Regions from separate parts of the Homo sapiens genome. Here region 2 is linked to region 1. Evidence: chromatin loops called from intact Hi-C (ENCODE). Cell type or tissue: B cell. All regions are shown on one strand. Each heading gives the region's core, and the rest is flanking DNA. Links, peaks and the distances in the headings are about the cores only. Region 1 has its middle 30 kb from the start of TUBA1C. Region 2 overlaps RHEBL1 (RHEB like 1).

Region 1 (6,334 bases), core at 943-4,942:
GCCGGGATTACAGGTGTGAGCCACTGCACCTGGTTTCTTCCCTTCCCCTCCATTCCCTTTCCTTTTTCCTTTCCTTCCTCCCTGCCTCCCCACCCCTCTTTCTCTCTCTCTCTTTTTTTTTTTTGACAGGGTCTCTGTCACCCAGGCCAGAGTGCAGTGGCGCGATCATACTCACTGCACCCTCGAACTCCTAGGCTCAAGGGATACTCTTACCTTGGCCTCCCAAGTAGCTGGGACTGCAGGCACATGCCACCACATGTGGCTAATTTTGAAAACTTTTAATAGAGACAGGGGTCTCACTGTGTTGCCCAGGCTGGTCTTGAACTCCTGGGCTCAAGTGATCCTCCTGCCTCAGCCTCCCAAAGTGTTGGGATTACAGGTGTGAGCCACCACATCCAGCCCAGGGTAGATTTTTATCTTATTTTTCTTTTTTCCTTTTTTTTTTGAGACGGAGTTTCACTCATTGCCCAGGCTGGAGGGCAATGGCACGATCTCGGCTCACCGCAACCTCCGCTCCCAGGTTCAAGCAATTCTCCTGCCTCAGCCTCCCGAGTAGCTGGGATTACAGGTACGCGCCACCACTCCCGGCTAATTTTGTATTTTTAGTAGAGATGGGGTTTCTCCATGTTGGTCAGGCTGGTCTTGAACTCCTGGCCTCAGATGATCCACCTGCCTCAGCCTCCCAAAGTGTTGGGACTACAGGTGTGAGCCACGATGCCTGGCCCGGATTTTTATCTTATTTCTCATCTCGTTTTGTTAGTTGTCTGAGTATCTTCTTCAAGCACCCATATAGAAAGTTAACATTTTCTCTATGATCAGTATCATGGTAGAATCAGCAGGTCTCATTCACGAGGGCTTAGTTATTGAAGTACCAAAGGATGTCCTTATAACATATTGACTATACAGTCATGCTTTGCATAATGATGTTTCAGTCAATGGTGGACCTCATTAATGATGGTGGTTCCGTAAGATTATAATATCATAATCCGGACTGTATCAAATACTGTTCCTTTTCTGTTTAGCTATGTTTAGATACAGGAATACTTATCATGGTGTTATAATTGCCTACAGTATTCAGTACAGTTACATGCTATATAGTTTTGAAGCCTAGGAGCAATAGGCTGTGTTATATAGCCTAGGAGTGTAGAAGACACTACCACCTAGGTTTGTGTATGTGCACTCTATGTTTGCACAGTGATGAAATTGCCTAAGGATGCATTTCTCAGAAAGTATCAGTCATTAAATGACACATGACTTATATGGAAGTCACATGACATGGACCCCAAGGACTACATAATCAGTGAGGCTTCAGTAGGCTATACTGTTGATAAAGCTACTTCATCTCTTTCAGGAAAATCATCATAAGCTCATCTCTGAATACAACATTCAGTTTTGTTGGAAAGTAACTATCAAGGTTTGCCGGGTCAGAACTATGCTTGATAACATGTTTCCATTACAAATGCTTTCTATCCCTCATACCATATTTTTCCGGGTGGGTGGGCCAACTGCAATCTGCTCTAATATTCTGCTTTCTACCAGTTCTCCCAACGTTTTCTGATTATGGACTTTAACAAAGTGCAATACCGGGGAATGCAGGCTCATGCTGAAGTATATGTATAAATGTGTTTGCTAATGCATTTAGACCCTCATGTGAAAAGGGCCTGAAGTCTTCTAAATAGAAAAATCTTCAACTGAATCAGAACTGACTGAGGAGTTTGGAAAATGTTGGCAGGGCTTCATGATCTTATATCAAACCGTGGCAAGGCCACATTTTAACATCTCCCTACTCCCAGATTAATTTCATTTCTGTCACCCTCTTCACCTTGGAAACTCCTCCCATTCAGCAAAATCAGAAGCATTCAGAATAAGCACATTGTGATTTCTGTCCCTGAAACCCGCTGTGTGCACTGATGGAAAGCATAGTTTTAGTTTGTAGCCCTGTGCCCGTGGGCCGGTGGAGGAAATTAAATGAGTTGAGCCTCAGGTTTTCCTCAGAGACCAGCAATGTAACAAATGACGACTCATTGAGGCCCGAGGGCTCCTCAACACAGGCCACTTTCTTGCAGAGAGTCAGCCTGGTCTCTTTTTATTTTTTAAAAACTATGTAAGATTTTTTTTTTTTTTTTTTTGAGACCGAGTCTCACCCTGTCACCCAGGCTGGAGTGCAACTTTCGCCTCCCAGGCGAACTGTAACTTTCGCCTGCCAGGTTCAAGCAATTCTGCCTCAGCCTCCCGAGTAGCTGGAATTACAGGCGCGCACCACCAGGCCCAGCTACTCTTTGTATTTTTAGTAGAGACGGGGTTTCACCATGTTGGCCAGACTGGTCTCAAACTCCTGACCTCAGGTGATCCACCTGCCTCGGCCTCCCAAAGTGTTGGGATTACAGGTGTGAGCCACTGCGCCCAGCCTGGTCCAGCCAAGGTGCCAGCGAGTCTCTCCTGGACAAAAAATGGGGCGCTGACCTGCAACCCCGACACCTTTCCGGAAAGGGCCTTGCAGCGGCGCGGCGCGTCCAGCAGATGGCGCCCCAGCTGAATTTTCGCGAGCTGTCCTCCAAGCTTGCAGAAAAATCTGGAACTAACAGGAAGGGGAATTTTTTTTTTTTTTAAGCATTCTAATTTTCAACCTATACTGCCTTTTTGTCCGTGTCAGGAGCCCTTTTTATTCGAATAAGTTGCAATGCATTTGAGATGTCTAAAAGACTTTTTGATTACGCAATCCCAAATTAATTTTTTTTTTTTTTTTGGCCGGGCGCAGTCGCTCACGCCTGTAATCCCAGCACTTTGGGAGGCCGAGGCGGGCGGATCACGAGGACAGGAATTCGAGACCAGCCTGACCAACATGGTGAAACCCCGTCTCTACTAAAAATACAAAAATCAGATGGGCGTGGTGGCGGGTGCCTGTAATCCCAAATACTCGGGAGTCTGAGGCAGGAGAATCGCTTGAATCTGGGAGGCGGAGGTTGCAGTGAGCCGAGATCGCGCCAGTGCACTCCAGCCTGGGCAACAAAAGCAATACTCCGTCTCCAAAAAGAAAATTTTTTTTAGGATGTCCACTCTTCCAAAAGACCCAAGAGGGAGGTTTTCAAACAGCATTAATTGTCACAAGAGTTCAGAAACTTTCGCGGACAGCGATATGTGAAGAAAGGCCGCTTCTAAACAGCAGGGCGTGGCGGGGGCGCGCTCGCCGGGCCGCGGCGGAAGTGGCCTTCGTGGCGGGCGGGGCGGCGGCTGCGGCCTGGAGATAGCGCCGCCTGCTGGTCACCGGGGACAGAGCGCTCGGGGCTCGCCAGGACTGCGGCGCCACGCGGGTGGGAGCCCGAGCCCAGGCCCAGGCCCTGGCGCTGCACGTCACCGTACTAACCAAGGAAGCAAAGTCATGGACACAACCACAGCCTCCTTTCTGCTCTGCAGAGAAACCTGGAAGCCTACTCTGGTTTGGAGAGTAGTGTTTCAACGAACTTAACGGTTTTTAGCGCTTGCCACAGCTAAACAGGGTGGACTTGATTTTTAGGGTGTCCTTGTTATTTAAGACAATGCTAAAGGAGAATGAAAATTAGAACCTGGTAGGGGACTGCTTTCATTTATTCTCTCCTGCTTTAATGGGATTTACAACATATTAAAAGCAGTTATCAGAGGCAAATTGGATAAATGGGCTAGGGGTTGCGTTTCAAGGTGGAGGCGTTTGTCATTTCTGACTGTGGCCCCTCGTTTTTATTCCAGGATCGTTGCAGTGCCATTTCTAGGTCCCTCCTCCTCTCCCCACTTCCCTTTTCTCTGCACCCATTTGACAGGAGCCTCTGCAATCATCTGCTTATTGCGCGTCACCGTCATCCAGTGGGAGAGCCTTGTGGTACCACCTTTCTCCACCTATGGCTGCGGCCCGCAGGAAGATGACGGGTTGCGCTTCTGCTCTGGAGCCAGCCCTGTTGCCGGGAACTGCAACCCGCAAGATGATGCCAGAGCTCAGCTTCCCTCTTTTTATGTTGCAGAGTTTATGCTGCCCTGCACTGAGCAGACGCTTTCGCTTACGCAGCCCTGCCCTTCACCTTGCCCAGTGATTCCGGAATAACCTTCCGGACCCTCCTACTTGCAGAGGTTCGTTGCTTCAAGCGTCATAATCATTCATCTCCGTTTTTCCTCTAGTGATGAAGGCTCGTGGACGGACCACGGTTCACTCGGTCTAGGAGTCACGCTGTTGATCAGGTTGTCAGACATCAAAATTCCCATCTCCCATCAGGGCACAGCTATAGGGCTCTGGGTCAAAACAGGGCCTTCTCTTTTGTCTGGTAGCACCAGAAACACGGTAATTGGGAACCCATCAGGAATGGAAGGCTCCTTGAGGCCCTGGAGATGGAATGTTGGGCCCCCAAGTCCTGAAAGGAACCAGTGGGGCTGTAATCTTCACAATCTGGATCCAGCCAGAAGAGCACTGAGAGCTCAGTGTTTGGAGGACAAAAAAGGGCAATGGATATACAGTAACTTAGTGAATCAGGGCCCGGATCCAGGAAGATGCCTGACATTTGTTTATCAGCAGAGAAACAGAAGTAAAGGAGGGGAACCTTCTCCTAAGTGTTACTGTGTTATGAAAGTGTCCTTCAGGGAGAGGCGACATGAACAGGGCAGCTGATAACGTTGATACTGTGCAGGCACACATCTCCCCACATTCCCCAGGCTGCTGAACCAAGTGTACCAAACTAATCGCAAGGACACAGCTTTGAGCCTCCCCGGCGGCAGTCCCTGGAGAGAGTCCGCTCAGACAAAGCAAAGCGCGCTCCCAGCGGGGAGGGGTGGCCACTTTTTCTTTGTTCTCCCTTGGAAAATCGGCTGTCTCTCAAGTCTCGTAAACCAGCTGCTTTCACTTCTTGCAGGGGGTCAAAATCAATTAATCACCAATCATGTTTGGACAGCACAGTTTTGAAGCCCTGAACTCTGTGAAATGCAGGGTCAAACTATTTTTAGAATTTTAACATGCCGTTAAGTTTGTATTCTGAGTTTCCCAGCAAAAATTTCTGAAATGTGCCCCACTTTGAAAAAATAAAATAAAAAGAACACCTCCAGAAAAAAGGTGGTGGAGACAGAGTGTTTGGGATTGTACTTAACCCCAAAACGACAAGTCATACATCTTACACTTAGGAATCTCTTCTTCACAGAAGTATAAGTTACTGAGCAGATATCTTTGCCTGCTGAGAAGCCCCTTCAGCAGTAAAAGGGAGAGCTCTCTGAGAAACCTCAACTTTCTACATTATAAGTGATATTTTTTTCTCATAAGAAGGATTTAACATAGCGCCTTTTTAAAAATTCAGAATTGCCTATCCCTGATTTAAGTGGGGGATCAAGACAAAGGGTGCCTGACTTCTGTATCAGGAATAGGCGTGCCACTCCCCAAGCACTTGGAGCATCTGCTGCCTGGGCTGATTCTTAAACCGAAATCCACACGTGGCTTGACAGCTGAAGTGCCCTTTTATGTCCAGTTGGAATTTCATGTTGGGCAGGCTGCAATGAGTTCATATCCAAACAGAAAATGGGTTCTGTGGGTCAGAGAAAGCTTACTGTGCTGAGAAGGACAAGGTGGACATTTTGTAAATACTATAGGTTTATTTCCGGGGAATTTATCCGCAAAAATGAGGTTGCTTCATTCCCTTCACACAGCATCCTCAGGCCCTTTCAGACAGTTTCTGCTCTTTGGATTTCATCTGCTTGCTAAATATCCACTCCTGTTGTGTCCAGAACAAGGGACTATCTGCAGGTTACTGTGAAAGCAAGCGTTGGGTGGCCCTGAGGGCAGCTCCTCCCAATCAGCTCTTGTCCTCCTTCTGTCAGGCCCTCTGGAGGAAATGAGAGCCACCCCCAGCCAGGAAATCAGCCCAGCATTAGCGTTTAGGGATAGATGATCTAATGGCTCAGGTTCTATAGGTGACGTTCAGGCAAGCTTCTACAATAATTCTGAAGCTAGACACAGAACATATGAGCAGGTGTCCAAGAATTATGGATGCCTCTGAAAGTAACAGAAGGCCAGGCGCAGTGGTGCATGCCTGTAATCCTAGCCCTTCAGGAGGCTGAGATGGGAGGATCAATTGAGGCCAGGAGTTCGAGACCAGCCTAGTCAACATAGCGAGACTCCATCTATCTATCTATCTATCTGTCTGTCTGTCTGTCTGTCTATCTATCTATCTATCATCTATTTTTTTTAAGTAGCAGAAGTTTAAAGAAAAATAGCCATGGCACATACGTTCACAATACTACGCCGTGTTCTCTCCAGTGTTAAGGAGATTAAATTTAAAAGTTGTAAGCACTTTGAGGGCAAGAGCCCTGTTTCGCACTTCCTTTATAT
Region 2 (6,334 bases), core at 1,473-5,472, 170 kb after region 1:
GGAGTTCCAGGCTATAGGGTGCTAAGAGTGCGCCTGTGAATAGCCACTGCTCTACAGCCTGGGCAACATAGCAAGACCTCATCTCAAAAAAAAAAAATGTAATTAGCCGGGCATGGTGGCAGGTCCCTGTAATCCCAGCTACTCGGGAGGCTGAGGCAGGAGAATAGCTTGAACCCGGGTGGCAGAGGTTGCAGTGAGCTGAGATCATGCCACTGCAGCCCAGCCTGGACAATAGAGTGAGACTCTTGTCTCAAAAAAAAAAAAAAAAAAAAGTCAGGGGACATACATCGCTGGTCCTATAAGGCACTTCACAGTCAAGTTTTCTTTTCTTTTCAGCTTACAGCAAGATAGTGACTCTTGGCAAAGATGAGTTTCACCTACATCTGGTGGACACAGCAGGGCAGGTACCAGTTGGGGTATGGTATCCAAATGTGGCAGTTCAGCCCTCGGAGATGAAGTCTGGTAGTCTTTGTGGCTCATCCGTAAAGTAGTATTAAAAGCATTTTACCTGCTAACAGTATGCAGGGCTCATTGGAGCTGTTCCATAAATACATGTTGAAGTGACTATAGTAGGGCGTGCCCCAGGGAGGGTCACCTGGATGTTGTCCCACCAACCTTTGCCATCTTAGTGGTTTGGATCTAGGTACTGATGTTTCCCATTTCTTGCCAGGATGAGTACAGCATTCTGCCCTATTCATTCATCATTGGGGTCCATGGTTATGTGCTTGTGTATTCTGTCACCTCTCTGCATAGGTAAGTGACCAAGGTTGTGAGTGCGGGACTTGGGAGAACCTGAGGACTGTCTCATAAAGTTATAGCTCCAATTCTTGTGTTTAAAGCTTCCAAGTCATTGAGAGTCTGTACCAAAAGCTACATGAAGGCCATGGGAAAACCCGGTAAGTGGCCCTGGGGGATAGGGACATAGTGTGGGCATGAGGGGGTGGGAGAGAGCAGAGGGGAGAATTGTCAAGTTAGAGAGGAGGCTCGGATATAGATCCTGCCTGGTCTGATAAGGAGTCGTCCAGCCTTGATGTAAGGAGTTGGGGAATGCGGGGAATGAGGGGATTCTGAAGTAACTGCTGTTTCCTCACAGGGTGCCAGTGGTTCTAGTGGGGAACAAGGCAGATCTCTCTCCAGAGAGGTATGTAAATCTCTGCTACTCAGAGCAAAAGGAAGTGAAATGGACTGGGAATCAGTCAGGCTCTCATCCTGGCTCTTCCACTGACTCAAACAAGTCATTTCACCTCTCTTTGTCTCTAACCTGAAGCTTAAGGAAGATAATACTTCTATCTTAAAAGCCACAATTTCATATTTCAAGCCTCAGTCCTAGATTCACCCATTGTTCCTTTGTTTACCTATATTTTCTCCTTCCACAGCCCTCCTCCCAAAACTTGGGGAAATGGCATGGGTCAGAGAAAGTCTTTTTCTTCTCTATTTTTTTTTTTTTTAGACGGAGTCTTGCTCTGTTGCCCAGGCTGGAGTGCAGTGGTGTGATCTCGGCTCACTGCAACCTCTGCCTCCCGGGTTCAAGCGAGTCTCCTGCCTCAGCTTCCCAAGTAGCTGGGACTACAGGCGCGTGCCACCACGCCCAGCTAATTTTTTGTATTTTTAGTAGAGACGGGGTTTCACCATGTTAGCCAGGATGGTCTCGATCTCCTGACCTTGTGATCCACCCGCCTAGGCCTCCCAAAGTATCGGGATTACAGGCACAAGCAACCGCGTGTGGCCCATTTTTTTTTTAATAGAGATGGTGTTTCCCTGTGTTGTCCAGGCTGGTCTTGAACTCCTGAGCTCAAGTGATCCACCACCTCGGCCTCCCAAAGTGCTGCATTACAGGCATGAGCCACTGTGCCTGGCCAGGAAGTCTTGATTCTGAAGATTTTTCAGAGCACTTACTGACATTTCTATCCTCCATCTTTATGTCCCAAATTTGCTTCCAGAGAGGTACAGGCAGTTGAAGGAAAGAAGCTGGCAGAGTCCTGGGGTGCGACATTTATGGAGTCATCTGCTCGAGAGAATCAGGTGCTGGGCCTGAAGACTAGAAGGGTGGTGATGGTAGCTGTGTTTTCCTTATTGTACTGCTTGGTGGTGGGAATGTTGCGGGAATGGGGCTTTCACCCCAGAGCTGGGTGGTATTGGCACTGAACTGACTTTTGCCCTGAATCCTCTCCTCTTATAGCTGACTCAAGGCATCTTCACCAAAGTCATCCAGGAGATTGCCCGTGTGGAGAATTCCTATGGGCAAGAGCGTCGCTGCCATCTCATGTGAGCCCTTGGGTGTGGGGTAACTGCCTTGCTTCTGCCCCCGGCACTTGCCATGTTCCAGTGGGGGGCAGATCCTCAGGACTTCACGGGTATGGTTGCCAGCTGTGTTCCTGGCCCCTGGACACACAGTGTGGCATCCTCATGTTTGCACACTTTCCCCAGGCTCCAGTGGCCTGGATGTCAATGTTTACAAAGGGGCAAGGACCTCTCATGGACACTGGCCTCTAGCCCTCTGTTTTTGTTTGATGAATTCTGTTATAACCTATGGGGTCAGGATATGAGTCCTGGGCATTATTTATCCAGGACCCATCCTCTTGGGTGGGTTTTGGGTGTTGGCTGGGTAAGGGGAGCCGGGGACTTCTGAAATAGAGCTGGCTCCCTGGGGTGACAATGTATATATGCAAATAAATTGAGAAATCTTTTGTTGTTGACTTCTTTTTCGTGTGTGTGTGTGAGACGGAGTTTCACTCTGTTGCCCAGGCTGGAGTGGTGCAGTGCTGCAATCTTGGCTCGCTGCAACCTCCGCCTCCCAGGTTCAAGCAGTTCTCCTGCCTCAGTCTTCTGCAGGCACCCGCCACCATGCCTAGCTAACTTTTTTATTTTTAGTAGAGATGAGGTTTCACCTAGGCCAGGATGGTCTCGAACTCCTGACCTTAAGTGATCCACCCACCTCAGCCTCCCAAAGTGCTGGGATTACAGGCGTGAGCCACTGCCCCCGGCCTTATTTTATTGTTGACTTCTATGTATCTAGTGAGAGCTCAGAGCCAAGATCTCTTTTTCCAAGGAGTGATGGCTGTGGTCTTTGGTGGGATATCTTTCCTCCTACCTTGTTCCTATTCCTTATTCCTCACTTATTAAGGACCATTATCCTAAGATTTACTACTTGCCTTTCCCACCTTTCTATTCTGCTGGGTTCCTCATATACTAAGTCCAGTTGGCTGCCACTCCCATCCAAGTTTTGTAGCCTTTCAAGATCCCCTTAATTACAGAAACACCACCCTCTAGTGGCCAACTGCAACATGCTGACCTAGCTGTCTTCCTGGGGCCTCGGCATTTGCTTGGATTCAAAGATGATGGGGTTTCAGGAGAAGAAAGGAAGCCCCTCATTCCTAATGATGTAAGAATTGAGAAGGAGTGTAGAGGCAGAGACTAAAGTGTTGTGAAGACTTTGACTTCCCAAGAGTGTTGAGTAAAGTAAGAAATAATGCCTCCGGTGCATATCAGTCCCCTGGCCCTCCATGTCCCCAGTGTCTTCCATTAAAATGGCCGTTCTTTGCTGTTTTCATACCTTTAATCTTTTTGTACTTTTTACACCTTTGGTGGTGTGCTACTTTTTTTTAGGTGTCAAAGGCTATTGGTTCTGCTTTTATGGGCCTACCGCCTCAATGAATTGATATTTCAGCTAGGAAAGTTTGGTCCTGTTTGCCTCTGCTTTTCTTGATCCCCACCCTCCCACCAGCCTGATTGCCTAACTAGTCTAATACCTCCTCCAAGGATGTGTAAGGGTTATTTGAATGGTAGATCTTCACAGAGAAGGTACAGACCTCTTCTGACAACTGGGGGAGCCCGAGGTACCCTATCAATGTACTTACTTGGGAAGGATTGACAAAACCTAGATGTGATTTTTAGCTGTGACTTTGTCAGTGCCTGGCTCCAGGCTTACAGTTGGGGATATGGCTTGTCATGCTGATTTTCAAAAGTCCTGACAGCTGCTTTTGCTTTTCTGATCCAGAATCTAAAAAGAAATAAGGGCTGCTAGAAGAAACATACTCCAAACAACAATCTCACTGGCTTAGGAGGTTCTTCTGGTAGGTCACCACTGTCTCTCCTTATGTTAAAATTAAGTCTTTTTGCACATCTGACCTGGGATACTCATTACATGAGCCTACCTTCCTGCTGCCATTTTCATGAGGTCTGGGGTAGACTTAGAAACATCTAAAGTTTTCTAGTTTATCAATAATCTCAAGGCCTGGGGACAGTAGTGATAGTGGTTAATAGCTCCTCCACTTAGCTGTGTGGCCTTGGGCGGTCACTTAACTTCTCAGAGCCACCATTTCTCATTTATGAAGAGTGGCTAAGTGTGCTTCATAGAGTTGAGATGAAAATTAAACGAGGTAATATATGCAAAGCTTACTACAGTTCTTCACACATAATAAGTCCTTAAGAAATAGTGGGGTGGTGGCTGGGTGCAGTGGCTCACGCCTGTAATCCCAGCACTTTGGGAGACCAAAGCGGGTGGATCACCTGAGGTCAGGAGTTTGAGACCAGCCTGGCCAACGTGGTGAAACCCCATCTCTACTAAAAATAAATTAGCTGGGTGTGATGGTGGGCGCCTGTAATCCCAATTACTAGGGAGGCTGAGGCAGGATAATCGCTTGAACCTGGGAGGCGGAGGTTGCAGTGAGCCGAGATCGCGCCATTTCACTCCACCCTGGGCGACAAGAGCGAAACTCCATCTCAAAAAAAAAAAAAAAAAAACCAAAATAGTAGGTGGCTATCTGTGTTATTACTGGAGGTCTTTCTGGTGAGGGTCTACCTCTCCCTGCCTCTGGGTGCAAACCTGGGAGGGGCCTTCCATTTTCCAACTTGTTTCTTGGTTAACTTATTCTATTGTAATTAAAACAAGTGTGGGATCACTGCTGGAGTTTTTTTTGCTCAAATATGTGTGAATGGTCAGTGCAGAAAACATGATGCCAATGTGTGGCTGGAAGAGGACAAACCTAGTCCTGATCCCTCCTATTACTCTTACCAGTAGGGATTAAGGTCTCCTGCACTGTCTAATATAAAAGCATCACCTCACATGTGGCTATTTAATTTCATTAAAATAAAAAGTTCCTTACTTGTACCACCTGCATTTCAAAGTGCTCGAGAGCTGCATGTGGTTGATGGCTACCATATTAGATAGTGTAGATTTAGTCCATTTCCATCACTGTAGAAAAGTTCTGTTGGGACCGGGCGCGGTGGCGCATGCCTGTAATCCCAGTACTTTGGGAGACCAGGGCGAGCGGATCACGAGGTCAGGAGTTCGAGACCAGGCTGGCCAACATAGTGAAACCCTGTCTCTACTAAAAATACAAAAAAGTAGCCGGGTCTGGTGGTGTGCGCCTGTAATCCCGGCTACTAGGGAGGCTGAGGCAGGAGAATCGCGTGAACCAGGGAGGCGGAGGTTGCAGTGAGCCGAGATCGCACCACTGAACTCCAACCCGGACGACAGTGCGAGACTCTGTCTCAAAAAATAAAAAAAGTTCTCTTGGACAGCATCGTAAACCCTTTCCTCACAAAGCTGGCATTGGATCGAATCTGCCTGCCTCTTTCTCCACATCTTCTTTTAAAAAAACGTAGTATAATTATTTGTAATCCTAGGAAAAACGTGGCCTTTGGTTTGAATAATGGCTCAACTTCTCACTAGATGTAGTTCTGTGGGCAATTTTACCTATTGTAGCCTTAATCTTCATCTGTAATATGGAGATAATTCCATGTAACTCATAATGAAGGCGAGGAATAACTAAGAATATATAAAGTATCTGGACATAGTTAATTTGTCTCCTTTTGTCCACCCCATGTGTGCGTTGATGCAGAAGAGGCATTCCAATGTTTTCTCATCCAGACTTATGGTGGGGGGGTGGTGCCTGCAAAGAGTATGTTTTGCGATCTTGTCCAGGACAGTACTCCGGCCAGGTAGCAGCGAGGCTACCTCAGTTTACTAAAAAAGGGACACGGGTACTGAATATCTGGAAGGACTGGAGGTGGGAGTGGGGGCACCCTGAAAAGGGAGGCTCTACCTTTATGTTTCGATGGGGAGGTGTGTATAGTGACTGTGTGGGCACCGACAGTCCTTCCTCACACGGGGGACTGGGAGTCAGGAGGAACGACTAGGGACTCGTCCAGTTTTCTTCGGGTCCCCAAACGTGGCAAGAGTCCACCCTCTGCAGCGCCAGGCGCCGTACCTCACTTTCTCCATTTGCGGACTCCAGTTCCCAGGATGCTGAGCAGCGGCCAATCTCCTGGCTCTTCTTCCATCCCCCTCCCGGGAAAGACTGCCCCTGGCCAAAGCAAGGGGCAGTTGGAA

What was found. Peaks named below come from ENCODE experiments on the same cell type or tissue, not always from the same donor. Only the 100,000 strongest peaks of a DNase experiment are listed, where the experiment ranks them.
Region 2: it touches region 1 in a loop (17-fold over the local background); 52 of 110 quality-filtered maps call a loop at or near these places.

The regions. Positions count from the first base shown.
Region 1 is chr12:49,231,528-49,237,861 of GRCh38, reverse strand. It overlaps a transcript of TUBA1C not described here. Among named protein-coding and RNA genes, the nearest start is that of TUBA1C, 30 kb to the left of the region's middle. RefSeq lists a silencer at 3,096-3,385. In B cell, for the core only: CTCF peaks have their summits at 2,285, 2,486 (motif pointing right), 3,060 and 3,269 (motif pointing left); DNase peaks (open chromatin) are centred at 2,521, 3,211 and 3,961; H3K4me3 peaks cover 1,851 bases; H3K27ac peaks cover 1,977 bases.
Region 2 is chr12:49,061,038-49,067,371 of GRCh38, reverse strand. RHEBL1 (RHEB like 1) reads left to right here. Exons shown (of 8, transcript NM_144593.3): 3 at 337-404; 4 at 671-753; 5 at 840-896; 6 at 1,094-1,141; 7 at 1,941-2,022; 8 at 2,180-2,696. The coding sequence ends at 2,269. Among named protein-coding and RNA genes, the nearest start is that of KMT2D, 3.4 kb to the right of the region's middle. In B cell, for the core only: CTCF peaks have their summits at 3,064 and 3,269 (motif pointing left); a DNase peak (open chromatin) is centred at 3,261.